Regions from separate parts of the Homo sapiens genome. Here all the other regions are linked to region 1. Evidence: chromatin loops called from intact Hi-C (ENCODE). Cell type or tissue: endothelial cell of umbilical vein. All regions are shown on one strand. Links, peaks and the distances in the headings refer to the core of each region. The heading gives the core; the rest is flanking DNA. Region 1 holds the start of BDNF (brain derived neurotrophic factor). Region 2 has its middle 320 kb from the start of LINC02755. Region 3 has its middle 160 kb from the start of LINC02742. Region 4 has its middle 27 kb from the start of LINC02742. Region 5 overlaps METTL15 (methyltransferase 15, mitochondrial 12S rRNA N4-cytidine).

Region 1 (6,537 bases), core at 1-5,000:
TTGCCTGGGCTTCCTGGCTGGAACAAGTAACTTGGTGTAACGTTATCTGGGGGCGTTCATCAATAAAAAATGCTGTTATTATCTTGATTGAATTCCTATTAGGCAAACTCTAGAGAGGTCAGTGCGCGAACTCTGTTTAAGCCGGCGTGTTTAAGGCAGCAGAGTAAACCAATAGCCCCCATGCTCTGTGCGATTTCATTGTGTGCTCGCGTTCGCAAGCTCCGTAGTGCAGGAAGGTGCGGGAAGGTGTGTCTGTGGCCCGGGAAACGCACGCCCTCTCCCAGAGAACTTGGGTGCTGGGATGGGGAGGAAGGGGAGAGTTGAAAGCTAGGGGAGCGAGACCTCGGGGCGTGCGATTCTCACTCGCTCCCTCCCGCCCCAGCGCCCACAGCCGGGGTTTCTGCAGAGGGCGCGGGACGCGGGGTTCCCCGGGGCTGAGGCTGGGGCTGGAACACCCCTCGAAGCCGCGGGCGTCCTGTCCAAGGCGCCCCAGGAGGGCGCAGGACTCGCAGGGCGATGTCGCGGGGCCCTAGGGGAGGAGGTGAGGACAGGCCCCGGGGGAGCGGGGAGTTCCGGGCGCCCCTCGGTTCCCCGCGCGAGGAAAAGACGCGGCGTTCCCTTTAAGCGGCCGCCTCGAACGGGTATCGGTAGCGCGGGCGAGCGGGGAGCGGGGGGCGGGGGGCGGGGGGGGGGGGGCGGCGCCGTTTGACCAATCGAAGCTCAACCGAAGAGCTAAATAATGTCTGACCCGGGCGCAAGGCGCAGCCTGGAGCTCCGGGTCCCCGACGCTGCCGCCGCCGCGCCCGGGCGCACCCGCCCGCTCGCTGTCCCGCGCACCCCGTAGCGCCTCGGGCTCCCGGGCCGGACAGAGGAGCCAGCCCGGTGCGCCCCTCCACCTCCTGCTCGGGGGGCTTTAATGAGACACCCACCGCTGCTGTGGGGCCGGCGGGGAGCAGCACCGCGACGGGGACCGGGGCTGGGCGCTGGAGCCAGAATCGGAACCACGATGTGACTCCGCCGCCGGGGACCCGTGAGGTTTGTGTGGACCCCGAGGTAGGCAAGCGCTGGGAATGGGGCTTGGTGCAGGAGCTGCCCGTCCGCGGGAGAGAGTTGACTGGGGGATCCCCCACCCCAAAGTTGTGGGACGAGGCCAGTCTCCTTCTTTCCTCCCCTCCGGTAGAAGGGACGATTTGGAGTTACTCTTGGGGAGTTTTCTCCCCCATCCCACAACCCAGAAGGTCAGCCGGCACCACCAGGGAAAAAGGGACCCGGGGAAGTCACGAAGTAGAGGAGGGAAGGCCTGGAGGAGACCCAGAGCTGCGTGATGGGAGCAAAGACGGCGACCCGGGGATCCCTCGCAGCCCTCCCCCAGCCCAGGAGTAGTCGAGAGAGACTTAGGGGGCCAGAGCTGTCGAGGGTCCTGACTGAGGGGAGGGTGCTGGGGCTAGGCTAGGAATCCTTCCAGGGGGTGGGTGGTCCCCGCGCCGACTTGCGGGGGGAGTGGGAGGGAAGCTTGCGCCTTCAGCCCGCATCCCTTCCCCGGAGCTGCACACGGCTACCTGCTCCCCAGGAATTGAGACTGAAGTGGACTTACAAGTCCGAAGCCAATGTAGCTTGGAAAACTTGGGAGGCGGAATTCCTACCGCTGGGAACTGAAAGGGTCTGCGACACTCTCGGGCAGGCCGAACCCACATCTCTACCCATCCTGCGCCCCTCTTCTGAAGCGCCCTCCAGGGAAGTTAAGAGTTTTGACTTTCGGGGAGTGGTTGGGATGTACGTGGGGGATTCTTGACTCGGGTTAGTCTCTGGGGATGCAGAGCCGGGAAGAGGAATGGGTGAGTGAGTTACTCCTGGAAAGAAATAGCTGAGGATTGGGGGCTCTGTGCCTGACGGGCAAGAAGAAGGGGAGATTACAGACTAGGGGCATCCCTAAGGAAGAAGCCTCGGGGCTGCGAGGGTGAACTGGAGGATGCAGTGTTTGTGTGTTGGGGGTAGAGCGGGGATGAGGGACCGGGGTGGAGGGGAGGCGAGGAGGAGGAGGGGACCCAGAGAACGAAGCTAGGGAAGGTAGAGGGTGCCCTCTGCCGGCCATGCTGCCAAGAGCAGCTACTGGGGGCGGGAGGCTGGGGGTGGGGAAGTGGTAAAGGAAGGTTTTGCGGGATCCCTTAGAGAGCTGGTAGGAGGGACTTGTTGAATGGTGCTGCTGACTCCAGCTCGGTGGGGCGTGCGACTCGTCGTCGGTGGATTTTGACTCCTCGTTCTTGTTTGGCTTCTATGCAAGTTTTCCTCGCGCTGGGGGAGCTTTGATAAGCCTCGATTGGCGGTGTGTTAGGGCTTCTTGGATCTTATTTTAGGGTCCTCTAGTTATCCTGCACTTACTCCTTAATGTCAGTAGCAACCAAAGAACATTTTCCGACAAGCACGCAGGAATGTTCTTGGCCAGAAGCAAAGAAAGGCATATTTCTGAGTGTTTATTAATCCTCCTAGTAATCTTTTAAAGCAAAGTAATATGTAATTGGGAACGTTGATTTTCTAACTGCATATAAAAGGCGACATGATATTAAATGAGACCCCTCCCTACTGACTCAATATCCTGCAAAATCTCTCTCTCCCCTTTATTATTATGGAAAAATCTATTTTTATATGAGTTTGTTGTAAGGTCAAAAGCCATTTTGGTCTTACAATTTGATATGTCTTTACATTTTAACTTATTGAGGCATAATTACAGATTTAATTTGTATGAACGTGTGTGCCTTCAATGCTTATCTCATGCAACATAATTTTTAGGTTGGAGATTTCTGATGTTATGGCATGTAGCGTTTCAAGGCATTACACATAATAGGTAACATAGCATGTTGAAATTACACCACAAAGTTTTGACCCTGGGAACAGCACCTTTTAAAAACAATCACTAAACTCCTGTTCCTGTTTTCTGATTTTGCAAATGCCTTGCTTAAGACTTTTTTTTTTTTTTTTTTTTTTTTTTTTTTGGGAAATTTACCTCTGGGTTAGCAGGAGAGGTAAAAAAAAGGAAAGAGACACTTGTTGAAATGTAACCATAACCTTTACTGGAATTTAAAACATGTTGGTCACCATTACTGGAATTCCAGGGCCATAAAGTCGTTGTCTTTTTTTTCTTCTACTTCATTTTGTAAAATGTGATAAATGTTGGTAAATATAGACCAGTAGTAAGTATTATGACACTAAAAGCATTATGTATGTGGAACTATTTTAAGTTATTACAGAACATTTTCTATTTATAAATGATATAAGCAGAAAGAAATGATTTCCAGATAAACAAGGCTTACGTACATGTTTTGAAGCATTAGAACATTGCAGACACTCTTAGACATCACATTTTTTAAAGCAAAATAACAGTAATTTTTCACATACCTTTGGAGCCTTTCATAGCCCATTCAGAGCTGAGTTAGTAGCTGGAAGTTTCCTTTATTTTAAGGTGATATTTTAAAACCATTTAACATGTATAGTAGGTCAACATTGGTGCATCCAGAAAATGAAGCATTTAGGAAATCTGTTTCAGTGTCTTTTCAATGTGTGTAACTTTTACTTGCAAACCAATGGAACCAAGAAAGTCATCATTTGCCTAAAATGCAGTCATCACCTCAAATGATTCATTTATACTATGTGAGTTAATTGCCTTCATCTCATTAATGGCCAAGGAGGGAAGGGAGGTCCTGGGGTATTTCTTGTTCATTTTGACTCACCAGGAGGGAAAATCCTGTAAAAAAAGAAATGCAAATTTCTAAAATCCTGGCTCAAAGTCCGTGGGTTTCCTGTTTAAAAGGGGCGCCATGAAAATGTAAGCTATTCCCTTTTTCCTGGAATCTTTAAGAGTCCCAGCTTTTCAATAGTCAAAATGTAGATGATTGATATCATTTCTTATATGAATAGCACTGGTTTGTAGTTCAGCACGCACAGTGAGCTGGGCACGCCCACCTGATAGTATAGCAGAGAACTTGTTTACATTCTTTTTACATTCATCTTCTAAAACCTGGGGTGCTCTCTCTCTCTCTCTCTCTCTCTCTCTCTCTGTGTGTGTGTGTGTGTGTGTGCGTGCACGTGCGCGTGTGTGTAGAGGGGGAGAGAGAGAGAGAGAGAACTGTGAACTGTGAAATATAACACAGCCAGCAGCTTTGGGTCTCAATCGTAGACTTACTCTTAAGGAAATTTACAGAATGGAAAGGTCATGTTCAAGTAGTTTATTAACATTTTGAGATGTAGGAAATTAATCCCGGAGTACAGAAGAACAATTTCAGACTTCCTGAATAAAAACAGACAGCATAGAGAGTGGATGATAGCTAAACTCTGAATATCTTTTGAGAAGAAAGGCACTCCCATTTCAGGTGCCCATAATATGGATTTGATTTTAGTGATTAAAACATTAATTTTCAACTTGCATCTCCCTGTGTGGAAGAGTTCAATTTGTGTGAGGGGTCTCGCCTATCCAACAAAAGTGAATATGTCCCTTTTATAGGGTAATTGCTAACTTGTCTCAACTTGTTTTCAAACAATTGTTATAGAGCACTCAGTTTCCACTAATTGCAAAATTGTTGCTTAATTGAAGGACTCTCAGCCATCTAGTGCAGCCATTCAGCCACTGGCAGGCTCTGTGATCTCAAACTGTGAATTGCATTTTAAAGAGGAATCGAGGAGAGAATTCTGTGGAATTCTAGGTTTTAAGTGCTGGCTGTTGTTCAATGGAAGAGGAAATCATTTGAACAAGAATCGCATCAAGTTGTGTTGTGATAAATTTTCTTTATTAGGATGAATAACATGCACAGATGAGCTTCAAAAGTGAATGAGCAAACTTACTGGTTACACTCTGCATCCATTTACTCTGTTTAGTATGGAGTAATGTTAGGCAATAAATGATGCTGGCAAATGAAATCCGTATGTTATTTGCATGTGGTATTTAAACCTAGGAAACATAGAGTGGCTTTGGTATTTGTAGGCTTAGTCATGTGTGTCCTAAACGTCCTCTTAAACTTCTACTTAAGGCATAGAATTATTTAATCCTAAATAATTTTATACTTAAGTGCCTCACTGGATTTCCAGAATATTTACACTGTAAAGATTTAGAAAGGTCATGAACCCAATTATTGACTATATGGAATCATTATTGATGGCAGATGCAAAATGGAGCTCACTAATGTACTGACATTGAAAACCTTTTGCAGGGGAGAGGAGGGGGAGTGGTAAATGTGTGTGTTCTTTAAGTGGAACAGGAAGGTATTCTCTTTTCTGTAGAAAAATTTGAGTATCTGGTCAGATAAGTGTGGAAGCTTTCATTTAAATTAAGTATTTAAGTTCAAGTAGAAGCTCTAGGGCACTTATCCTCTTGATGAGACAAATCTTATCAAATATACTAGATGCTAAGAAGTGGCTCATTGCCCTGATGTCTCATTTATAGATTGATGTTTGAGGATGGGTTGCATTAAGTGAGTTAGGGGGCTGAGTGTGGGACAGGAGAACGATTGGAAGGAAGCAAAGTAAATTTACAAGCTTTAGTGACAGCCATAATAAAGTAAAAGTTTATTTCCAGAGAGCCTAGAGAGTAAGGAACGTTATATAGTTTTCCCCAAAGGTTCACTTGAAAGAACTTTTCATTGGTTGTCATGGTAGTAATGTCCTGATTTTGAAATCTCCCAGAACCTAGTAGCTCTTAAACATGCTTTCATCTTGGTTCCTTTGGTCTGACGGAAACTTTATGACGACCCTCTGTGTTTTTGACATGCCTCTGCATTTTTGGAGAGAGGAGGTCAGGCAAGGGAGGATTTCTTAAAACTAAGACAGTATAGTAAGGAAACATAAAATTATATGATAAAAAATCACTGAACTTCAAATTGACTTACTGAAATAAAACCTAGAAGGCAACCTGTCGTTTAATTACAACTAGCTTGTATAAAATTAAAATTTATAAAATGGGAATTCAAAGAAAATAAACGGGCAGTTCCAAGTAATTTAAGCAACTCACCAAAAATTGAAGTAATAGTGCCACCTAGAGAACAAAATCACCAGCTTTACTAGCCAAATGGCTTATTTCCATATGAACCATTTTTCCAACGCTACAGTTACTAGGATTTCCTTGTTACCATATTCAGATCTTGTGAGTGTGTATGGGGGTGGGGGTTGCATGTGGAATTACAGATGAAATTTTAAAACAAGCAGATCCACAATTTGATATATGCACTAAATCCTTTTAACGTTGTAATGTAGCCAAATGTAGAATAGCATGCCAGGAATCAACGGCTAGCATCCTTTTTAACATTTATTATTTTCATGGATATGTACCAAACCGAACCATTGAGTATAAAGGTTCTGATTTTATTTATTTGCTACAGGCAATTCATTATACTTTCTGAGATACAATAACACCAAATAATTTGAGTAGAGAGACCTTTAAGAATGTTTTCGATTTATGATCTACCTTTAACTTTAATGTACTCAGAAGATGTGAGAATAAAATAAAGTCAAATATAAGCAAGATTTTAAACACACACACAAAAAACAAACAAA
Region 2 (6,720 bases), core at 675-5,674, 1.6 Mb before region 1:
TTAGAGAAATTCTTCTGTTACAGATATTGGCTTATCTCAGTGTTTTCCGAACTTACTTAATTTCAGTTCTTGTATATGTATGTACATGTGTATATATGCATATGTGTATAAATATGCATGTGTATATTTAAGTGTGTCTATTGGTTAGGGTTCTCAAGATACAGAATCCATAGTACACACATACATAAACATACACACATACACTCACACACATATATCCTACTGATAATGATAGGTAGATAAATGGACTGATACATAGGTAAAGAGAGATAGAGATACAGACAGAGACAGAGGTAATGATTTTAAGAAATCGGCTCACTTGAGTACGGGGCTGGCAATTCTAAAATCTGAAGACAGGCTAGCAGACAGGAAAATCAAGCAGGGGTTTTAATGTCACATTTTTGAGGCAGAATTCCTTCTTTGGAAAGCTTCAGTTTTTTCTCTTTAGGTCTTCAATTCATTGAATGAGGCCTACCCACATTATTGAAAGTAATCTTGAAAGACAACTGATTATAGATGTTACATCCAAAAAACACCTTCATAGTAACACCTAGACAAATATTTAACCGTCACTGTGTATGTGAATGTAAATAAAACTTACATCTACCTTGTGGGAACCATTATTCTGAAAAGCATACTTTGTAAAATACAACTCAAATCCAGCTGCCCCTTGACAGTGAAAGTCAGCTTCACCTGTTCAGATCAAAAACTTGCAATAGAAAGTTTTTATTATTAATATTGTCAATCTCAAAACATTTCTCTATCTTCATATTCTCATTTTTGTTTTCTTTATATCTCTTAGGACTTACTTTTGCATTCTTTTCTATATCCTTAGAAATTTATAAAGGGAGTGACTAGTCCTACTTTCTAAAATGCTCTGATGCAAAATTTTATAAATGTTCAGCCTGAAATCTTTAACAAGTAGGTTACTTTGTAGAAAAAGTTTCTTATTTTTTAACTAGGTTAAAATGCATGAGTCCTACCTGATGGTCATAGGTATTTTCTATCATGTTCTATCAGAGAGCAGGATCTAGAGAGAATGGGCCACGCTATATGCAATGGTTCAGTTATTCATTCCTAATAACAAACCACTCAAAAATTTAGCAGCATAATATGACACCATTTTATTATACTCTGTGGTCCAGAATTCAGATTAAGCACACCAGGGATAGTTTGACTTTGCTCCATAACATCTGGGACATGAATTGTAAAGTCTAAGAGATAGGGTGACTGACGTGCTATGAGTTCAAACATCTGAAGTGGGAGGATACATATCTAAGTTGGCTTCTTCACTCACATGTATGCCCCCTGTCCTGGGGTTACCCAAAGCTTTCCTCAGCTAAATAATCTATTGACCAGAGTCACTACTCCTGAACTATTTATGTGGCTTAGGCTTCTTACATAATGGAGCCTGACTTCTTAGATGGAACATCTCCAGAGGGAATGTCTAGAGATGAGCTTTCCAAGAGACCAAGGCAGGAGCTACATGGCCTATGATTTAGTCTCAGAAGTCATATGACATCACTTCTGACAAATCAGTCAAAACAGCCACAAGCCCTCCTGGATTCCCAGGGAGGGAACACAAACCTTGATCTTGAAGACAAGGCTGTCAAAGAATTGAAATCTGTAATTTAAAGCTTCCACATATACTCTTCATTGGCATTAAGTTTGAGGTAAGAGTAAAGGTTAACTAAGGTGGAAATTTCAGGAAAAATAGGTTATTGTGAGATCATGAAAAGTGTAAAGATCCTGGATACTTTTAGAGAAAAGGACTAGAGAGATCTCTCAAAATAATATCTAATCTGTTCTTGTGAATGTCTTGGCTATTGAATTTTCATATGCTATAAATGATAAAATACAGTATTTCCAGCCCATCCAAAAGCCCTGAACAAGTTCACCAAATACTACTAAAACGTGCTTTAACACTAGGAGTTCAGCATCAAATACTGCATTTAAAATGCCAATTATCAAATTATTTAACACTTAATGAACTCAGATATCTGTACAGTGGGTTCCAATGTTGTAGAGTACCAGATCTGAATTAGGTTTTCTGTCTTCCCTAATTGCAAAGCTGTTTAAGAAATGTTTATATAAACAAGCAATAAGATAATATTAAAGATGCTAAAATTAAGTAAATTGAAACTGGTTGGTAGTGTCCCCAGACCTGGCAGAAGAAATACCAGAGACCCATGAAGAATAGCATCTTGGAGGAAAAGATGAGGATAACAATGATTCAAACATGCTAAACACAAAGAAATAAATGATATCAACTGGAAAAGCACAACTAAGTTATGACTGCAGACAACTCAATATCCTTTTGCCTGAACTTGAGGGCAACTGAAATATTTTTCTACTGTGACCATGTGAATCCATTAGAGCTGATTTTCATTTTAGATAGTAAATATTCAATAAAAACATTTGCAAATCTTTAGAATTATTTTAAAATATACATATTGAGGTATGTCTATATTAAAACCTGGTTTCCCATACCTGGGTCTTATAAGGCAAATTAGCATATATGAGTTTTGGGGCAAGATCGTCTCCTAAGTTTTTCATTTTAAAAATAAGAGTAGCAAGAATTTTCTCATGAGGATCCTCTTAGTGTTTCTACAATGTCTTGGCACATAGCATATGCTCATCAAATATTCCCCACTTAAGCAACTCTCTCTTCTCAGGTTTTAGTTTCCCTACTAATAAAAAGAAAGGGCCAGGCGCAGTGGCTCATGCCTGTAATCCCAGCACATTGCGAGGCCAAGCCGGGCGGATCACGACGTCAGGAGATCAAGAGCATCCTGACCAACATGGTGAAACCTGTCTCTGCTAAAAATACAAAAATTAGCTGGGCGTGGTTATGCATGCCTGTAATCCCAGCTACTCAGGAGGCTGAGGCAGGAGAATCACTTAAACCCAGGAGACGGAGGTTGCAGTGAGCTGAGGTTGCGCCACTGCACTCCAACCTGGTGAGAGAGTGAGACTCCATCTCTAAATAAATAAATAAATAAATAAATAAATAAATAAATATAAATAAATAAATAAAAAGAAAGAACATGATGTCTAGCACTTGTTCTTCTGGAGTCCAGGGGAATGAAACAAAGAGGTAATTCTTGATGAGGACAGACTAGTGATGCTCAGTGGGGTGATTTTGCTGCCCTAGGAGACATTAGGTAATGTCTAGAGGCATTATTATTTATTTATTTATTTTTTAATTTTCAAGGAAGAGGATGGTGGTGCTACTGACATCTAGTGGGTAGAGGATGGGATGTGGCTAAACAGCCTGCAAAGCACAGAGCAGCCCTTACAACAAATAATTATCCAGCTCCAAATGTCAATAGTGCCGAGGTTGAAAAACCCTTGATTAGAAGGTTCTTGATAGGGAATCTTGATAACATCAAAAGCAAATTTGATTTTACGAATCTGTGATTCATTTCTATTGGCATAGTTTTCTGGTCCAAAAAAGATAAATGAATCTTGATTTGAGTCTCAGTTCTGCTTGTTTTCAGTCTCTTTCAACATCACAGCTTCAATACCTGCCACCCACCAAGAAGGCTGGTGGTGGTATGCAAAGAGGCATTAATTGAGTTCTCTTTATGTACCTATTAATTCGTGAATGAAATAGATGGAAACCAACAAGGCAGAAAATGGTTGTTAATGTACATGCCAATGTGCTTAATGATCCAGGAAACAAGTTCAACTGGGGCTTGTCAAATGAAAATTATTCCACTGGTTGACCTGTCCATAAACACAAAAAGGCTGAGAGACTGCAGGAGCCTGGCCAAATACTAACACTAGCTGAGGAATTACTTCATTAAATAAATGAATGGAAATCCCAAGTAATGAATCTTTGATAAAAATTATCTGCTCATGTGCTGGTGTAAGAAGCAACTATGCAGTTACTCTAAGCAGAACTTATTTGGAGGTACTACTGGCTCTGTATGTGTCTTCCAGCAATTATTTGAGAAAGTACATAGGTTCAAAAAACAGGACCTGGGTTCAAATTTCACCTTTACTACTGACCAACTTCAATTTGTTACTGGGTAAAATGAGGTTAATATTAATGTGTCATGCCACACAGGGTTATTAACAATATTAAAGGATGTATTAAGTGTAGAATGCTTAGCATTTCTCATGGTTCCGGCCTATAAAAAAGAGTTAAATAAATGATACCACCTCACATATATCAGGTGCTTGATGAAAGTTAATTCTACCCTGCTCTTTCAGAAACTCTCTCCCCTCAGGACCCAAATAATTAATTTAAGATCTTCAGATGTGGCTGGAGCATTCTAAATTATGCTGAAATAAGCGATGCATTAAAATATTACTATTCAATAGTTTTTTTCTTATTTCATCTGTTGAGAAGTGTGTGATTTTTGTTCACCCACTATGTGTTGGAAAGATCCTTATTAAATAACTAAAAGATAAATGTTTTGTAAATTCAATTTTGTGTAGGCTCAGAGACATGATTTTATAGCACTGTACTGGCCTAGTGGAAAAAGCATAGGTTTTTAAATTCCAGAGATGAAATTTCAACTTTAGCTTCACATTTTAATTAAATCTGCAGCTGAAATTCCATAAGTTCTCTGAACATTTCACTCATAAATTGTGGATAACATTTACTTCATAGTGTAATTGTAAATACTACAATAGATAGATAATTAGAGTATTTTCTATAGTGGCAAACATAAAATATTACATGCTTTTTCTCTTTGATTGCTTTGGAAAATGAAAGAAGATTATTAAGTGTAAAACTTCTAAAATAACAAGTGATCAAGTAATCAATTGATCAATTCTCTCTTCCTCTTTAGATGTATTTAAAGCATGCTCTTGGCCAAGCACAGTGGCTCATGTCTGTAATCTCAACAGTTTGGGTGACAAATCCAAGAGGATCACTTGAGGCCAGGAGTTCCAGACCAGTCTATGCCACATAACTAGACTTCGTCTCTAAGAAAAAAAAAAAAAAGGAAAAAAAAGATAAAAGAAAATTAGTCAGGTGTAGTGGTGTGCACCTGTAGTCCTAGCTACTTGGGAGGCTGAGGCAGGAGGAACACTTGAGCCCAGGAGTTCAAAGCTGCAGTGAGCTATGATTGCACAGCTGCACTGGAGCCTGGGTGACAGAGAGAGACCCTGTTTCTATAAAAAAATTAAATAAAGTAAAATAAAAAAATAAAATGAAGCTCTAGTTACCTCATATTTTGCAAGTTATCTACAAGATCAAAATCAATCATTGGATAAGTTTATACTATGCCAATGTGGACAACCCATAGATTTGGTGAATCCAGAAACAGGCCCCCAAAATTCAGAAGCAAAAACATAGTATCTTTGAAAAAGAGCCCATCAATTGACTAAACTTTTCACATTGCAGCCAGATGTTTTCACATCCTAATGACCATGTTCAGTCTTTTTTACAATTTTTTTTTCCTAGTCTTTTATTCAATTAATACACTGGGATGGTTTTATATTTTTTTCCTTTTTGATGACTTCGAAAACAAACATGGGGGTAAGCATAGCAAGAAAGAAGTGATAAAAAGTGAGAGAACCCACATATAAACTACGGGGTATCCCACACGAAGAACGGCAGAAAAATTCAAAATACCTCCCAAATGTGGAAGTGAGAATATGGGGGAAAGCTTTTAAATGTTTACATTATATTTTCTGCGCATCTTAAGCCCATTTTATGCAGACACAGCGGAAAAACATGGAATTTGTTTTAGATAATTGTAACCAAACATTGGCCAGGCGGGGTGGCTCACGCTTGTAATCCCAGCCCTCTGGGAGGCCGAGGCGGGCGGATCACGAGGTCAGGAGATGGAGACCGTCCTGGCTAACACGGTGAAAACCTGTCTCTACTAAAAATACAAAAAAATTAGCCGGGCTTGGTGGCAGACGCCTGTAGTCCCCCTACTTGGGAGGCTAAGGCAAAAGAATGGCATGAACCTGGGAGGCGGAGCTTGCAGTGAGCCGAGATCACGCCACTGTACACCAGCCTGGGCGACAGAGCGAGACTCTGTCTCAGAGAAAAAAAAAAAAAAAAAAAAAAAGTTGAGCAAGCCAGCAAGGAGCCAGTTGTTATATTCTGGCCAACAAGAGAGGTGTACAGCGGATGATGGAACATTTGCCGTGTACTTTTAGGAGAGGTGCACATCAACTATGCCAGAAGAGACCTAAAATGACCATGTGTAACTGGATCAGATTTGTTTTTTCTCATTCTCCTTTTCCTTTTCTCCCTTCCCCCCTTCTTTGCTAGATTGAGGCTGGGGAGAAGATACACAATCTGTCCCAGCATCTGTCACTCTGCCTACCCTTTGTTCATTGTTTTCCCGTTCTCCTTTAATCTTGTGACTTGTAAAGCAGTTTTTACAATTTTTTTCTGTCCTAAAAATAACTTACTTTATTAACCCAACACATTTATGTTAAATAACAGGGCCTCAGCAAAATCTCATTTCCCACCTCTGCCTTCTTATTAAAAGACATTGGAAATGAGATGGAGTAAGTATGACTGTGCTCAGAATCAGCAAATGGAATTACGTGAGCTCAAAGTCCAACAGAGCTGGTTTGAAATCCTGGAGTTAATACTTAATTGCTGTGATATTTAAGCAATTTTATTAGCCCGCCTAAGAGTTGGCCATCTTGTAGCAATACTTCCTTTATCCAAATTTCATTATAATGAATTAAAAAGAATGAATGTAAGTAGAATTGTCTTATACTTATGAAAGATCAGATACT
Region 3 (6,720 bases), core at 677-5,676, 1.0 Mb before region 1:
GAGCCAACTAATGGAAGACTTGCAATGTCATGACCATTGTTTTACTTTTGTCCCCCTCAGCAGTCTTGGTTATGCAACTAAAGAAATAGTTGGCTGCAACTCTCCTTCATTAAGTGTTGATGCTAAGAGTGGCACCAGTCATCAATTTCAGAAAAAATTAGGTAGCTTTTTCAGTAAGCTAAAATCATTACCATTACCGAAATATTCAATTTGAAGTCCAGTGAAAGAAGTAGAAAATTCCTCCTCTATCTTCAAGGAAGTCTTGCAACCATATTTAATGGTGATGCTAGTAAACTTTTAAATACACTGTGAATGTAAACATAGTCAATATAGTTTGTAGATGTGCCGATTAAGGCAGATATTAGAGGTATGGTTTGATTTCCAAACTTGTCTTTGTCCTCCAGACTGGGGACGATTTAAGCTTTGTCTTCCAGATTGGGGACTGTTTAAAGCTTAATAATTGATAAAATATGGCCAGTCAAATGGAAAGAGCAGAGACAAACATAGAAGAATGGACAAAAACGGAAAAAGTGATCAATGGGGAAGAGAGGAATCACTTCAAAGACTTGAGAACTGCAAAGATTTGAGAAAACCACAGGTCTCTTGATCTCAGATTCTTGGTAAAGGGAGGCTAGGATAGGAGCCCAGAAGTGCAAAGCAGGTCTGCTCAAGCTGTTATCCAAATTGGCTAAGAGCAGATACACTTCAAGGGGTATGAACAATTTTAAGCTGAAGAATAAAACTAAGATCTGTTCATAGAATTGGTCTCAGGCCTAGAAGTAGTGTTTAAATCAAGAGATCTGGATCCCAGATGATCAAGATTAGATTGAGAAAAAGAGCAGGGAGGCAACAAGGTGACAAAGGGATCATTGTAACATTTGAGACCAGCAAGGATGCTAAGAACTCATTCTTGTTAGATAGTTCTATAAGGAAAGCAGTTTTGCTAATTTAAAGAGGCAATACTGGAATAAACCCTTGCATTTGGATGTCGTATTTTAGGGAAATCTGCCCAAACTTTGTGCTTTCTCTACCTTCCTGATATGGTTTATGTGTGTGTCTCCACCAAAATCTCATGTCAACTTGTAATTCCCAAAGTTGGAGGTGGGGCCTGGTGGGAGGTGATTTGGTCATGGGGGCAGATTTCCCCCTTTGGTGCTGTTTTTGTGATAGTGAATGAGTTATCACAAGATCTGGTTCTTTAAAAGTGTATAGCACCACCCCTCACTTCTCTCTCTTCCTCCTGTTCCAGCCTTGTAAGACGTGCCTACTTCCCTTTTCACCTCCTGCCATGATTGTAAGTTTCCTAAGGCCTCCCAGACATGCTTCTTGTATAGCCTGCAGAACCATGAGCCAATTAAACCTCTTTTTCTTTATAAATTGCCCAGCCTCAGGTAGTTTTTTATAAAAGTGTGAGAACAGACTAATACACTTCCTTACCCTTACTAATCAATATAAATTTGGTGGCAAGTAATGTATATTTGTTAATAGCTCCCGGTGTATGTGTGATTTGTATAATATGAAATTATTCATGGAATATGCAATGTATTCCCTGTTGAGAGCACCATATATTAATTCATTCTACAAATATTAATTGGATACATACTGTTTGTAAGTTCTGTTGTAAACTGCTAAGTATGCAGATGTGAATAAAGCAGACACGTATCTGTTCTCATGGAAGACATTCTAATGAGAGATGTGAGCATTAGATAAATTAAATAGTAACAAATTCCAGGCAGAGTCTCAGAACAATGCGATGTGATAATGACTGAGTGGCTACTCTAGATTAGGGTGGTCAGAAAAGCTCTTTGAAAAGGTGGCACTCAAGCTGCATCCTAAATTTTAAGAAACAGAAATCTGGGCTGATTGGGATTCGGGGTCTAGATGAAAGACAGGGAATAGAAACAAGACAGGTTGCATGATCTAATATCTTGGGAAGTACTGGGGGAAACCACAGGTGTTTGAATTTAATCTCACGTCTACTTTGAGCCCCTCTTTTCAGAAGCATTGCTACAAGAAAAATGTCCAGAGGGAGTTTTTAAAATTTGGAATCTTCTCTAACAGAGAAGAATAAAGAACTACTACTAAGTTGAAAGGAAAATGTAGATTTCTGTAGGGGAAAAAAGAGATGAAGCCACTAGGGTTTTATTGTACCAGCTGAGTTTCATAGCTGAATTTGATACTTGCTACATCCCCTGCACACCTGAATGAAATAAATGAGAAATGCAGGAGATGAAGGTACAAATCCAATTTCCCCTTTGCAACAAGAGTCAGTAAGTCTTTGCTGCCTTCTGCATTTGAGAACCTATCTACATTTTATCCTCCTTCATAAACAATGTTTAGATAAACCCAGTGAATAATGGGGTTGAAAGGAAATTTTAAAGGTCATTTTGTGTATACTCCTTGCTTCAGGCAAGATTGCAGTCATGCCCACCCAAGAAGTAGTCTTCTCTTATGTCAAGTTTTGTTCCAGATGATGTTTATTTTTTCCAGGGCAGGGAGTTGAAGTAGGAAGAAGAGTAATGAAGAATGTGTTTGCCTTAAAAGCATAAGCAGAGTTATTTTTAATGTAAGTGCCCTCCCCTTTTTGTAATGCCAGGGGCAGAGTATTCTCCAAATGCCTTATACACTTACTTTCAGCACTAAATGTATTTGTGCAAATCCCATGAATCATCAAGGCTTTTGAAAATATTTATAGGGAGAGAAACTCAACCCTTTTCATTAGAGTGAGTAAAACTCACACTGGTATCTTGCTATTGTTTAAGGAGAACAATGGATGGGTGGATGAAAGAGAATGTCAGCTGGATCAACAAACAGCTGTTCCAACAGAAGTCCTGCTATCCTATACAATAAAGCAGTATTAATTGCTGCCTTCCCTGGAGTCTCTAAAGATACTCGGTAAGTGTACAGTACCCTGATGAACTAAAGCCAAAAGTTAGGGCTGATTTCGGGCTTCATCACGGTGAACACCTCACCTCCAGAGAGAAAGTTGTAGGCCTTTAAAGCTTTTGATCTCAGAGAAGACTCCACCGCCTTTCAAGGCAATAAATTCTTGCCTCTTCTCCAAATACTCTAACTGAAACTTCTGCTGTTGCAGTATAATTCAATGTGTTTTTTTCCAGACTTCAATGAAAGCAAGAATTCTCATTCTGCATGTAATTATATCCCTTATAATACCCACAGCCTCCTGCAATATTACTTTTTCTAGGCCAAATAAATAATTTTTTTTCTAAAGGCAGTTTGGTATTCAGTAAAAGTTATAGTAATTGGGCACAGTTCTGGATGAGATTCTTGGCTCTAACATTGACTAATAATATGGGCAACTAATTTATTAAGTATGATACCCAGTTTAGTCAACTTTCTTAAAGAGTCGTTGTTAGGATTCAATGTAATAATACATAAGAATTATTTATGATAGCATTCTTAATACACACTGATACACACTATGTAACAATTTTATCACTGCTTATCCACCTTTTTTCTTATCAATGGATGTTTTCCAAGTTTTTATCTGTTGTTTATGTCATAGAGTACAGATACAGGTTCAGTTATCTAAGAACTGTAAATTCTTCAAGTAATGGAAAGATAACCTTACACTTCATAACTAATTCACATTTCTAAACACTTTACTAACAATAAAGTATAAATCTTGTGAATTAATATTTTGCTTATGGTCCAAAGTGACCCATAAATCTTTTTCTGGAATCTTCTTGAAGCCTATCTTAACTAACATATATTCAGAGATCATTTTTCTTTTCTTTACATAGTATTGCAAGCAGTGTTAAATTATATCTACACATTTCTCAAATTCTCAAAGCATTTTAAATACTTTTTTATCTTGGAATCAGATAAAATATTGTCAACAACAGTATTTCTGGTCATTATTCTGTCATCCAAATTATAAATAAAAATAGTAAATAAAGTCTTTATAATTGCCAATTTGGAGGGTAAAACATTTGATATATCCTATGCACATAATACATAAAAATGTGCTTTTAAACCAAATTATCTTGTACTTACGAGTCATGCCGTAGTTTTTTTTCACCAATAAAGTTCCAGAAGTCAAGGTAAGAAGGCTGAAGGGCATATTCTTAGAGACTTAAACTGCAAGAGGAAAAAAAATTGCAAGCGTGTAAGTTATAACACAACTTGGCGACTTGTTATGGAGTCCCTCTCTTTCCGGAAATCCCAGATTCCTGATAATAGAAGAGGATCCCAGACAGTTATCACCCTAAGCATTTTCATTCAAGATCACCTGAGTCTAGCTTCTGCTCTTAAGTACAAATTCTCTACCATGATTTTTACAGCTCCCCACCACTGCCTTCTGTGTTTCTCTCTTGCACTAACCTCCCCTGACAGTAGAGGAGGCAGAGCATTCCAATGAACCTATGTGAATAAAGTCTCAGAGACACAAAAAAATCTTGGCATATTAAGGAATATGTGGAAATTTGAGGTAGCTGGAGAAGACAGGAGCCTGTGAAGAGCAGCAGGAAGTGGTCCAAGGTGATAGGTTGGGGTGAGAATAACTATCAACATAAAGAAGTAGATTTAGTTCTATGGACAATAGAAAACTAACAGAAGAGTTTGGTTCTTCAGTTGTTTTGTTTTATTTTTACACAGAAGCAAGTTCTCATTAGACTTATTTTTGGAAGATGACTGATGAGTAATGGTGAGGAAGATGAACTGGAAGGGTTAACAGGTAGAAGCTGAGATCAGCCAATAGTGGAGATCTAGGTGAGTCATGATAAAGCCCTGATACAAGTCTCTGCTAAATTAATTTTCTTATCTCAGGGTCAAATAATAACGTGTTTGGGTAAGTGTGTGCAACCACCACATTAACTTTTTAATCTGTCACGAGAACATGTCTCAGAAACACAGGGCAGAGAGGGGCCATAAAAGATGTTCCTCCAACCCATGTCATGGTTTAATCTTCTCTAATTTGGAATGTCAGTTTGCAGAACACAGTTCTTGAACTAAATGATGACTGCCTGAGTTTACTGTTCAAATTTCCGAAGATTATACTTAATGTGATTTTTTTTTCCCCCAAGAATCTCTTAACCACTACATTAGCTTGGAGAGTCCTGCTACATCCATCTCTTGACAGTGAGACTGAATCCCATTATACTATAACCCTTAGCTCAGTTTTAAATGTCCTGCACTTTACTAGTAAATTGCCTACATGAAGACTCAGAAACCTACACTGGTTGTAGTCTATTGTGGAGGCTCTGTTATTGTCCCTTGGTTTAGAGTGGATGGCTATCACACATCATGAGATTCTAGAACCTGGGGCTTCTCTCGGATAAAGAAAGATAACCTAAAGTCAGCTGTATTCAAGGCTCTGACAATTGCTGATAAAGCTAAGAGGATATAAAGATCATCATAGCCATTTCACTCCTCCTGAAGTAATAGTCAAACATTATCTAACAATCAGCTGCTGGGATTAAACTGCAGATGGCTTGCTGAGATAGTCCATCTTAGTCCTGGCCCAGTCAGTATCTCTTTTGGCAGCTTAACTCCAGTGATGTCAGAACATTTCATGAGTCTCATAAGATTGACCAAGACATTTACTCTGTACTATCTATTAAAATAAAGGCCTTCTTTTTTAACCTTTCCCTCTAATTACCAGACATTCTCTCCCAGTAAACCACCAACACATTTCCCAGGAACAAATGTCAATTTCACATTTCCCACTACTAACCTTTATGATAGCTATAGATGTTTGACAGCATTTAACTTAAATATATCAACAGAGCTTAGCATATTTCCCCAAGAAGCAATTGGTGGAACTGGGAAGGAAACAATATACCATTCAGTAATCAATCTGTACCTAACTGCCTGTATGTCTCCCTTCCTGTTCTCCTTCCTCTCTGGGAGGTTGCCATGGTGCCAAATTACTTGTGTTGTGACTGCTGCTGTTTACAGTTTAAAATGAAGTATATACCTATTATAGAAAATTTGGGAAAATATGTAGAAAAGTAGAATGACCAAGAGAAAAATCCATCTATAATAAATCAATAATCATTATTTTAGAACAGTTTCAGGGTACTAGTTAATGAATGCAATTTTGGAGTTTTGCTGGATTTTTTGTTTAGTTTTGTTTTTAGTGCATGTACATTACTATGATCCATATTAACTTGTTATAGTCAAGACTCCTTTGCTTGTGAGAAAAACCCAAACAAATTAACTTAAGGGGAAAACAAAAGATAATTATGTTCATGCAGGTAACTTGGGAGAATGTGCTGAGCAGGTGTTTTTCGTAGTCATTACAAACAGGAAACATCCATATAATGTGTCAAGAAGGGGGAGATTGTTTTGATGTCTTGGCAGCTTAGGACCCCAGAGGAATGAGGGGCATTCGGGCTCCCAGGGAAAGACTCTGGTTGACCCTGGATCAGTTTCAGTGTCGGTGCGGAGTACTGTGACTGACACCTCTGGGAATAATAAGTTGGAAAACAGCAATTTCCCAAAGAAAGGTAAGGTGCTGTTACCAAAAGTGCAGCTAGGAGAAACAGTAGATAGTCAAAACCAAAAGATGAATATTTTATAATGTCATAAACCATTAATTTTCCAGTAAGTAAGAATATTTCTTATACTAGGAAGGGGGAGAGTGGCAGAACACCATGAAGTGCATTTTAAAGTAGACCTTCTGCCCTTCCTCAAAAGATTTTTATTTATCGCTTCTTGCTTCTTCAGCTGTCAGTCTTTGCAATAGTGATTCAGTGT
Region 4 (6,720 bases), core at 669-5,668, 1.2 Mb before region 1:
ACGCACTATAATTTTACATGCTGACATCATTAGTTTCTCACCAGCTGTGTGACTTTTCCTTTTCTGGGTAATAAATTTAATTACTAAATAACTTGATTCCTGAGGCTTCTGACTAAGCATGACTTTCAAAAATAAAACTTTGCTCTAGTTTGAGAATATGATAACCATTTAATCACTAGCTTTACCTGTTCAAATGGTTGTGACTTGTGTATTAGTGACTTTTTAAAGTTTTTTTTTGAGTCTATGTTTCATTTGTAAGTTGTGATTCTTTATAATCCATTCTTTAGAAACTGACATCAACCAAAAATCCTCTTCTTCCATGTCTTAAATTATTTTCAAATAATCACTATGTTAACATAGCCAGATATGTTTTTAATATACAAAGGCCAATACAACATAAAATAGGAGGGCATAATAAATAACTAAATGATAACTTTTTAAAATACCACAAAATTTCACAATAAAATTCAATCTAATTCACAAAATTTTTATTTTGCCAAGCACACAACAGCAAAATGCAAAGGAGTAACTAAGTCACACTGCATAAAAATTATTTTTTTGTTACACAGCCAGAGTATGTTCAATCCTATGAACTAGTCAGCAGCACATAAGGGAAGGTGACAGGAAGTAAGTTAGAGGGAGAAGCTGATGTCATCAACACACTTTCCTACCCTCTCTCCAAAAGAGACATCAATAGTCAATGGCCTCCCATATTTCATGACAGAAGCTGATAGTGAATTCAACCAAATGAAATGGCCTTTCCTTCTGTGTACTGTCATAAAAGGCTGAAAGACCTATAATAAAAATTCTAATGGTGATGAGCTGTCAATATTCACTACTGGCAGTGTTAGCTTGGAAAAGCACTCAAAATCTAAGTAACAATTATTTTTTCTAATCATCATGTTTTACGGAAACTCTAACAACATTTGCAGAACCCCAGTTGAGACACTGTTATAAAAACAATTTAAATAAAATCAACAGAATATTGCTTTAGTTAAACACACAGAATTTTTGGAATTTTAGAACTCAGAATTAGATGTCTATACTGATGGGATACTATTATATGATAAACATGAAGTTTAATTCGGTGAGTAAAATATAGATTATCTAATGAAAGGTGCCGACAAAACTTGGTAATTTGAAAGAAAATAATAACTCCTAATATCCGAAATATCCTAAATAAGATTCTGAAATAAATGTCAGGTAGATAAAATGGTTAACAATAACCAAGTAAACCAAAAGACTTGCAAGAAACTCTAAAAACTATACTATCTAGGAATCAGGGAGACTTTCCTAATTCAAAGCTAGATAATATAAAAGAAAAAAAAAACAGATTAAGGTTTTTGTATAGAAAAAAATACCATTAAAAAAAGCAAAAAGAAAAGAAATTTTTCTAAAAAATGTAAACAAACAGATAAATAATGGGTTAATTTATAGAATACACAATATCTCTTACAAGATAAATACAGTCCTCTCTCAGTTTCCATAAGGGATTGGTTCCAGGACTCCCTTGGATACCAAAATCTGGGGATGCTCCAGTTCCTTGTATTAAACGGTGAAGCATTTGCATATTCCCTACACATAACTTCCCATATACTGTAAATCACCTGTAGATTACTTATAACTAATATAATGTAAATACCACATACTTACTATACTATATTGTTTTGATTTGCATTATTTTTATTGTTTTGTTGTTATTTTTATTGTTTTCTCCTTAACGTTTTTAAACCATGGTTGTTTGAAACTGCAGATGCAGAACCTGCCCATATAGAGGGCTAAACTCACTGCTAAACAAAATAAAATAATACGAAAATGTACAAATAAAAGAATACATAATTCAAAGGAGAGCAAATTCAAGTAAACAGCAAATATGTAGAAATGTTTTCAATACCATTAACTGTCAGTAAAATGTGGATTTAAGTGACAATTATATAGCATCTAAATTCAAGTGTCTAGAGCTCTTTCTGATAGGAATGTTTTTTCTTTTTCTTTTTCTTTTTTTTTTTTTTTTTTTTTTTTTGCAGGTTCAAGCAATTCTCCTGCCTCAGCCTCCTGAGCAGCTGGGATTACAGGCGAGCACCACCATGCCCGGCTAATTTTTGTGTTTTTAGTAGACACGGGGTTTCACCATGTTGGTCAGGCTGGTCTCAAACTCCTGACCTTGTGATCCACCCACCTCAGTTTCCCAAAGTGCTGGGATTACAGGCATGACCACTGCGCCCGGCCTAATTTCATATATTCTAATTGTACTGTGAAGTGCTATGGCCCTTTTGGAAGGCAATTTAGTAATATTTACTCTAAAATAACTCTCATAATATTCTACCGAATGGAAGGAAAAGTATCAACTCCTAGATAATAAGGGCATATGGATGAGGATGTTTATTTAGCCTTGTTGACAGTGGCCAAGAACTGAAACAGAGACTGCCCATCAAAAGAGGAATCACTAGCTTCATTGTTGTGATGCACACCATGCAATATTACACAGCCATTGTAAAGAATGAATTTAAACTATAGCAGATGATAGTGAGAGATTCACCAAAATGTTTTAAAGGCTGATAAAGGAAATATACAGAAAAGTAACTAATAACATGCTTTTTAAAAATAAATCTAATATCTAATCATCCTTTAATAGAAATGAAAAAGAAAAAAATATGTGGGTATTACATATGTGTATATGTATAATAATAGAAAAAATAAAGACATGCATACACTATATTATCAAAATTATTTATCTTAAGGAGTGAGATTAAATGGGCTGATATTGTGGTCATAAAGGAGAATAGGAAATGTGTCAAAGATAAAAAAATAGATAAATAATTAAATATTATAATAGTAAATAATATAAAAGAAATGTTCTTAGGAACAGAAATAAAGAATAAATACATGGAAAAAAGACATGGAAAATTAATGATAAAAATGTTAACTCTACTTAAAATAATTTGCAAATTGTGTGCAATTCTAATAAAATTAATAATAGAGTTAACACTGGAAATAGATAATATTATTTAAAAGTTCATATACATAAAAAGGAAACTTGTCATAAAGAGCCAGAAAATTCTGAAAAGAAGACTCAGAGAGTAAGTGCTTCATCAAAAATTAAAATATGGCAGAAGATCCCGTCATAAAAATGTTAGAAACTAGCATATAAACAAAGGTAGATACATGGAACAAGTGAAAGTCTAGAAATAAACCCCAATACATATGGGAATGTAGTATACATGGTAAATGTAACATTTCAAATCAATGAGTCAAACATTTAAAAAAAAAATGTTGAAACAATTGTGCAGCCATCTGGAAAATACAAACTTAGGTTATAAAGTCATCTCTGCTTCCCAAATACTGTCCAGATGTCTAAAACATTTAAATATATAAAATGAAATCATAAAGGATAACAAAAATATATGGAAGTATTTAAATTATAATATAGTAGAAAATTTTTATTTAAAACATAACACAAAGAAAATCATAGAATGATTGATGAATTTGACTTACAAAAGTTAAAATTTTCTACGAAGCGAAGAACACCGTAGACTAAGTCAAAACAAATTACAAAATGGGACAGAGTATTTCCCACACTAGAAAAAAGATCAAATACTTATAATACATAAAAAGCATTTGCAAATCAATAAAAAGGGGTTAAAGGATATGGATATGAAACTCACAGAAAAAAATAAAATAGAAATTTAAGCCTATAAACACAATACCATTCAGGACACAGGCATGGGCAAGGACTTCATGACTAAAACACCAAAAGCAATGGCAACAAAAGCCAAAATTGACAAATGGGATCTAATTAAACTAAAGAGCTTCTGCACAGCAAAAGAAACTACCATCAGAGTGAACAGGCAACCTACAGAACGAGAGAAAATTTTTGCAATCTACTCATCTGACAAAGGGCTAATATCCAGAATCTACAAAGAACTCAAACAAATTTACAAGAAAAAAACAAACAACCCCATCAACAAGTGGGTGAAGGATATGAACAGACACTTCTCAAAAGAAGACATTTATGCAGGCAACAGACACATGAAAAAATGCTCATCATCACTGGCCATCAGAGAAATGCAAATCAAAACCACAATGAGATACCATCACACACCAGTTAGAATGGCGATCATTAAAAAGTCAGGAAATAACAGGTGCTGGAGAGGATGTGGAGAAATAGGAACACTTTTACACTGTTGGTGGGACTGTCAACTAGTTCAACCATTGTGGAAGTCAGTGTGGCGATTCCTCAGGGATCTAGAACTAGAAATACCATTTGACCCAGCAATCTCATTACTGGGTATATACCCAAAGGATTATAAATCATGCTGCTATAAAGACACATGCACACATATGTTTATTGCGGCACTATTCACAATAGCAAAGACTTGGAACCAACCCAAATGTCCAACAATGATAGACTGGATTAAGAAAATGTGGCACATATATACCATGGAATACTATGCAGCCATAAAAAATGATGAGTTCATGTCCTTTGTAGGGACATGGATGAAGCTGGAAACCATCATTCTCAGCAAACTATTGCAAGGACAAAAAACCAAACACCACATGTTCTCACTTATAGGTGGGAGTTGAATAGTGAGAACACTTGGACGCAGGAAGGGGAACATCACACACCAGGGCCTGTTGTGGGGTGGGGGTAGAGGGGAGGGATAGCATTAGGAAATATACCTAATGTCAATGACGAGTTAATGGGTGCAGCACACCAACATGGCACATGCATACATATGTAACAAACCTGCACGTTGTGCACATGTACCCTAGAACTTAAAGTATAATAAAGAAAAAAGAAAAAAAAAGTGATCTAATTCCACTCTCATCATTCAAGAGGAGGAAACAGAAGTCAAGACAGTGACTTGGCTAATGATCCAGGGTAAGTTTGCTGTAGAGAGTGTCAAAAAAACAAATTTTCTGATTTGGACAGAAACCCAGGACAGAACCACTCCACCACAATGAGCAGGTTCATACTCTCTTGATTTCTAAGTCTAAACCATCTTAAAGATCATTTTACAGCAAATATTTGCCATTAACTTACGTAAATAGCCACCTCTCTAGAACTATGGCCATTAGTAAGCAAAACCTAGTAAGGTCTAAACTGAGAAATTGCTGGTTTGGGGAAACTATTTCACATCTCACTTGCTGAATGTCCAAGGTGTTGCCTGAATTCTAAAGTGAATAACCTCCTGGAGCTATCTGTATTTTCCACATTGGGTAAGATTTAGTTGGTAACAGCCATTTTATTTGTCTCTTTATGATTGCTAGAGTTGAACAAAAAAAAAATTTATAAAATGTCCAAACACTTTATAGTTAATCTGATCATTCTAAAAGGAAAAATTGAATGCACAACACATCTCAATGCTCACTTTTGCCCTAAAGTCACATTGGGAGAAGAGTGGACAGATGGTAATGGAAGAATATATTGTTTCACTGATTAATTGCCTGGCCTTGAAAAATTTCTCTCCCCTTTTTGTGTGGGAGTATCTATAAAGCAGTCATTGCTTTATAAACTTTATTCAATAGTATATTTGGAGTTTTAAAATATTTATTAATTTTTTAAATAACCTAAATGCCACAAAATGAGAAGAAAGTTAAATTATGATACATTCACATGATGCAAACTTTTCATAAAATGTTGAATTACAAATATAATAATAACAAGTAAAATAGCAACCACAACAAAAGTTTACACTACATGCCAGGCAACATGGTAAACACTACATGAAAATTATAATAGCCCTGTGAGAAAAGGCCTTTGATTATCATGCTATACATATATATATATATATATATATATACTTAAAAGTAAATATGTCAAAATGTAAACAATAATTATTTGGGGGACAGATGATTATTTTTACTGTGTGATATCCTTTTCCAAATATCTGTATTTAAATTACTCACTTTTAAAGTTAGCTAAAAGAGTTGTTTTCAAAATTGAATTAGTTAAATGAGATATATCAAATTCTATAAAATTTTGCTTGGGTAGAAAAAGTCTATAATAACAAAGGCCATAATAGTTGGACAACCATTGTTTAGTTTCTCATTTCTTTTGCATTATAGTAATACTTGCATCAACAACTGCCTGTGACAGCTCAGAAAAATCACAATCTCAAGAGCATCAAGAGCTTCATGTACCCGCCCAACAGCTAAAATTAGCTTCCATTTTGTCTGTAATGACACCTAAAATTTTACAATAATATGAAATCAATTATTTTGTAATCTCCCTGGGAAAAATAACTCATATTTCTTAGACGCTAACAATTTCCAAGAAGTTAGTTCAATGGTTCTTGACCAGGAAGATTTCACCCCCTGAGGGGATATTTGGCAATGTCTGGAGATAGTTAATTCTATGATTGGGGAGGGAAACTTCTGACATCTACTGAGAAGAAGAGAGGGATGCTTCTAATCATCATGCAACACATAGGACATATTCCCAAAACCCAACATAGTATTATGTACCCCAAAATGTCAAAAGTGCAGAGATTAAGTAACCCTGAGTTAGCTTAATTTCTTGCTATAAGAAACGGTCTTTCTAGGGCCAAGGACGAGGGTTCTAGATTGAGGTTGGCGAAAAATACTAATACGCAAAGTGGAAAGAGAAAACAAGATTAAAAAAAGTCAACCTTAGTAAAAACCCAGCTCTTCTCTTCCTCAAACTGAAAATGTAACTTTGTGTGAGTTACCACAGCCTCATTTTCCTACCTGTAAAGT
Region 5 (5,000 bases), core at 1-5,000, 550 kb before region 1:
AATATTCTAGTTAGTATATAGCATATAGAAATACAGTATTCTAGTACACATCATACTAATACAGTATTTAGAAATACTAAGTATAGCATTTATAGTTCATAAAATACACAGTGAAAGAGGCAATTTATATGCTAAAGTTGTTCAAAAATGCTTAAAAGTTTTCCAATAACTAAATCAAGTATTGTTTTTATATTTAAATTAAAATTTAGAATTTAGTTCCTCAGTCATATGAGCCACATGTCAAGTGATTAACTAGCTGCCACATGTGGCTAGTGGCTACTATATTGGACAGTGCAGTTCTCAAATATGGTAACCCTTGCTCACAGACATTACCCATGTGTATCACTAATATACCTTAGTAGGAGATGTGAGCATGAAGTACTGTTTGGTATCCCATACCAATCCCATAAAAGCCCCAGGACAGTTTTCCCTTGTTGTCATGGTAATAGCAATATAGTAGCTAGAACTGCAATTCTATTGATCATTTACTTTGGCCCATAATAGGTAACACTTACATAGCACTTATTACCTGCTAGGCACTTTTCTAATTATTTAACATTTATTAGCTCAGTTAATTCTCCTGACAATGTTATGATGTACAAAAGTTGCTCGCTTACTGCACTCCTAATGTCTCAGTAATATTTTCACATGACCCCCAAGCCAAAATAAATATCTAAGAGTTCCATTTATTATGTAGTTAGGGCCTAATAAGTACATATGTCTTAACAATTTTGAGCAGTCACTTGAAATACATACTAAATAAAAGGATAAATAATTTTTTATTGACACATAATACACATATTTTCAAACACATATGATATTTTAATACATTCATATAATGCATAAGATGAAATTAGGGTAATTATCAATTTCCTTAAATATATTTTCTTTATGCTAGGAACATTCAAATTATTTTCTTCTAGCTATTTTGAAATGTACAATATATTACTATTAACTATAGTCACAATATTGCTCCAAACATTGCTTTATTTCTTCTATATAGTTGTATATTTGTATCCATTAATCAACCTCTTTTCATCGCCGCCTCGCCAGAAATAATATTTTTATTTTATTCTCAAATAATCATACTTACTTACTGATTTGGTTTGGCTCTATGTCCCCACCCAAATCTCATGTCAAATTGTAATTCCCATGTGTAAGGGGAGTGGTCTAGTGGGAGGTGATTGGATCAGGGGTATGGATTTCCCCCTTACTGTTCTCATGATAGTGAGTTCTCATGAGATTTTGTTGTCTGAAACTGTGTAGCACTTCCCTCTTCACTCTCTCCTCTTCCTGCCAGCCACGTGAAGACACGCTTGCTTCCCCTTCACCTTTCGCCATGACTGTAAGTTTCCTGAGGCATCCCCAGCCATGCTACCTATACAGCCTATGGAACTGATAGTCAATGAAACCTCTTTTCTTCATAAATTACCAAGTCTCAGGTATTTGTTATATTAATAGCAATGTGAGAATGGACCAATATACTTACCAAAGGTATATATATGCCTGTTAGACACTGCACAACTTTTCCAATTTTGAAAATCAGGTTGAATACTATCATCTTATTTACTGTTCTACGTTGATTTTCATGTGATACTTTTTTTTTCATGATCACTAAAAAAATCAAGCTTTGTAAAGATATGACACCACTGAAGGAAATAATACATGATCTAATGCTGAAACCACTAACCACCTTGAAATAGTAGTTTGGCTGTGTACAGCAGGTTTTGGGTATCACTGTTTCTCTTGAAAATTTCAAATATCCTTTTATGGCCACAGGAATTTGCTTAGTCTTCCTGGTGCACAGTTTTTAAGTGACGAGGCAGATAATTATTCTCATCATTTTACAAATGAGGACACAAGCATGGAGATTAAGTAATTATCCCAGAGTCACACAGTGAGTAAGGGTAGAGCTGGATTTTGAATACAAGTTGTACAGCTCCATTGTCTGTAATTTTTAACATTTTGCATTTTTGATTCCCAACGGATACAGCCCAAAGTATGAGAAGCAAATCAATTAAGAATTAAGACATTGCCTGTCTAGCTGAACATCAGTTCAGGTCCTAGACCTGCCTATCTTCAGATCTATCCTTTTCCTGCTCTGCTTTGTATTTCCGGGGATTAAACCTTGCAGGCTGCACAAAGATTTTTATCAAGGTCAGCCAATAGAAGATATTACCAAAATATCAGAAGAAAGGAAAAAGAGAAAAGACAGGATATCTCTACTAATTCCTCTCAGTTTCTTTTCCATAGCTTCGGCCCCAGCCAGGTGACCCAGGTCCTTGAGCTCTAGTACCCCCAGCCCAGAAATGTAGTGGCTTCTGACTGTGCCTCCCTGTTTGGCTTCTCAACTATTCAATCACTGCATATAATCCTCTCATTAAAAGTGTATACCTTTGTCCCAGAATATTCCTGACACTTGCTAATACTTTTCCTAACAAGTATAAGGTTTGGATAATAGATACAGTAGTTCTCAAACCTGGACATATGTCAGAATAACCTGTAGGAGTTTTTAAAATGCAGATTCCTGAGCCATACCAAAAACAAACTGAACTGGAAAATCAGGAGTTACAGCCTAGGAATTTATATTGACCTGAGAGACTGGGGGCAACAAACACAAATTAAAAAAGAAAACAAGCAAACAAACAAAAAAACCCAATCTTATGTAGCTGAAATTGGAACTACTTAAATACCACAGAATATACAAAATGAATGTTAAATTAACTCTTATCTACATAATATCATGTTAAAATTCAAGCAGAATTTTTAAAAGTCAGGACAAAAAATTACAATAAATGTTTCTTTTGAGATTAAAGAATAACAATTAAATGGATACTCTTGCATACACTTACCAGGCAAAGAAAAAGAAAATGACCTTACCTTCTGCAATCTGATTTCCTTGCCTAACATCAAGATGAAACCAAGATCTAGAATTCTGCACAAATAATTCCCTTGCTTTTTAGTTGTATGTTCTTGGTTTTTTGTTTTTGTTTTTAAACAATCTATGAATAAATCTTCAAATAATATTATTAGGTTGCCTATTTTTGAACTTTAAAAAACATCTGTTTTGAGCTAGCTGTCCCAGCAATTCTAGCCAATTGACCCAATCAGCTAAGGCATCAGTCATTATAGAGCAAAAATGAAATATCCCTCATTGTGTCCTGCCCAAATTTCTGACCCACAAAATCACTAATATAACAAAATGGTTGTTTTATGCCAGTGTTTTGTAGTAGTTATGTGGCCAAAGATAACTAAAACAAAGATTTATTGAAAAGTTCTTATTTTTTTCTTTCAATATGACATTCTCCGGGGGAAGACTCATGAGGAAACAATGTTCCCTCAAACATATGTACTGAATTATTTTAGGATTTGCATAGTTAAGATGAGTTTTCAACGATCAGTAAAATTGATGATTTGTCATATACTTTATACAGTGCTATCATAATGTACTTGGAGATCCTGGAATGCTACTCTTAATTTGAAATAAACTTTAACACTAACATCTTGCTTAGGTATTTGAATGCCGCAACATTGGCAAAGAAAGAAAAATAAAACAGAACAGTTTTCCTCTCAAAAAAGTAGCTGAAATGCCTATAGTTATGATACATACTATTTTTATTAAATCAGGTAGGAAGATAAAAGGGCCTTCAGCCACAAGAAATCCAGGGAAGTAAAAACATAGTTTTTTGTTTGTTTGTTTTAGTATTCTATCCATTTGACTACTTTAATTTCACCAAATATTACACTGCATGAACTTCTATTGCTAAGGAAAAAGGTACGGCCAAAAGAAGTCACAAGACTAATTCTAATTTTACCAATATTTCCACAGCTGACTTCATACTCTGCTTGGAATAGTGCTGCTGGGAGACTGTTAAACTTACATCAATGACGGCAACAAGTTTCCATATTATTTTAAGCTCCTCTTTGGCATTTATCTTTAAAATCATCTAAAAGTCCCTCTAGAATGCCAGTTTTTAAACATACTATTTTTACTTCCACACTGTTTTTTTTTTTTTACACTCCAATCATCAGGCAGAATTATATTTTTCCCTCAATAAGGTCTCTCATTATTAAGGAGATTATAAAAATACATAGGGTCAGTTCTGGCTAGAAAGTTTAATCTCTATTAGCACCTTTCAAAAGAACACTCGCTCAATGACGGACACTTATATCATCAAAATTATTAAAGCGATATAATGTCTAGAAGACAATGTAAAAAATTTGGTCTCTGCCACTAACCAACTCTTGAAGAAGGCTGGCTAGATCTGAGAGATTTAGTTATCTGACCACTTAGCACACCCTTTCCTCTTAGTACAACCAGAAAAACATTCCACCAGGGTTCATGGAGAATGCTTTGAAAATCACTAGTCAGATCGGCTTTAAGGTCATCTTTCCTAATGCTTCAAACTGTTGTTATCATTTAAAATTAAAATAGATATAGAAACCCAAGTAAGGAAAAACAAGAGTTGTGTCCATAAAACAAAGGAAAGACACTGATGAAAGTGAAAAGCAATAATATAATAAACTCAGAATAAAGGAAACTACCATATGACTTTATAATTGGATACAATCATTTTCTTACTTTTAGAAAAATGAGCATTTTTATATTCTAGGAATGATGTTCTCTAAATTATCATTGACTGAATTTTACTATTTAGAATTTGCCCTTTAGTTCATGCTCAATAATTTTTGCATACTAACCATGCATTTGGGCTTTTTAAATTTAATTCAAGAAACAAACTTTGAGCACTGAGAATACAGTGGAAAATAAGACATCATTTCTGTCTTTGAGCTCATATTCCAGAGTAGAGATGGAGCATGAGAGGAAACCAATAAACCTAAATATAGTAACAGAAGAATTTTAACATGAATGAATACTTAATAATGATTGACAAATAAGTATATGCTAATAAGATGCAAACATATGTATACTTCTTCTATACAAATACCAAATACCTGATTCTGACATTCTCAAAATTTTAGTCAATATTCTAATCTTA

The links. A loop is a pair of places that touch in the nucleus more often than their neighbours do. Peaks named below come from ENCODE experiments on the same cell type or tissue, not always from the same donor. Only the 100,000 strongest peaks of a DNase experiment are listed, where the experiment ranks them.
Region 2: it touches region 1 in a loop (3-fold over the local background); 3 of 110 quality-filtered maps call a loop at or near these places.
Region 3: it touches region 1 in a loop (8-fold over the local background); 3 of 110 quality-filtered maps call a loop at or near these places.
Region 4: it touches region 1 in a loop (4-fold over the local background); 2 of 110 quality-filtered maps call a loop at or near these places.
Region 5: it touches region 1 in a loop (2.1-fold over the local background); 3 of 110 quality-filtered maps call a loop at or near these places.

What each region holds. Positions count from the first base shown.
Region 1 is chr11:27,694,680-27,701,216 of GRCh38, reverse strand. BDNF (brain derived neurotrophic factor) reads left to right here and starts at 762. Exons shown (of 2, transcript NM_001709.5): 1 at 762-1,053. It overlaps BDNF-AS (BDNF antisense RNA), which reads right to left. Exons shown (of 7, transcript NR_033315.1): 7 at 3,046-3,739. In endothelial cell of umbilical vein, for the core only: a CTCF peak has its summit at 2,081 (motif pointing left); DNase peaks (open chromatin) are centred at 86, 1,606 and 2,106; H3K4me3 peaks cover 2,598 bases; H3K27ac peaks cover 1,512 bases.
Region 2 is chr11:29,268,754-29,275,473 of GRCh38, reverse strand. No RefSeq gene overlaps it. Among named protein-coding and RNA genes, the nearest start is that of LINC02755, 320 kb to the left of the region's middle. In endothelial cell of umbilical vein, for the core only: no CTCF peak of the experiment used is centred there; DNase peaks (open chromatin) are centred at 3,223 and 3,603.
Region 3 is chr11:28,739,206-28,745,925 of GRCh38, reverse strand. No RefSeq gene overlaps it. Among named protein-coding and RNA genes, the nearest start is that of LINC02742, 160 kb to the left of the region's middle. In endothelial cell of umbilical vein, for the core only: no CTCF peak of the experiment used is centred there; a DNase peak (open chromatin) is centred at 2,735; H3K27ac peaks cover 1,380 bases.
Region 4 is chr11:28,871,451-28,878,170 of GRCh38, reverse strand. No RefSeq gene overlaps it. Among named protein-coding and RNA genes, the nearest start is that of LINC02742, 27 kb to the left of the region's middle. In endothelial cell of umbilical vein, for the core only: no CTCF peak of the experiment used is centred there; no DNase peak of the experiment used is centred there.
Region 5 is chr11:28,242,098-28,247,097 of GRCh38, reverse strand. The region is part of intron 4 of METTL15 (methyltransferase 15, mitochondrial 12S rRNA N4-cytidine); the gene reads right to left. Among named protein-coding and RNA genes, the nearest start is that of METTL15, 140 kb to the right of the region's middle. In endothelial cell of umbilical vein, for the core only: no CTCF peak of the experiment used is centred there; no DNase peak of the experiment used is centred there.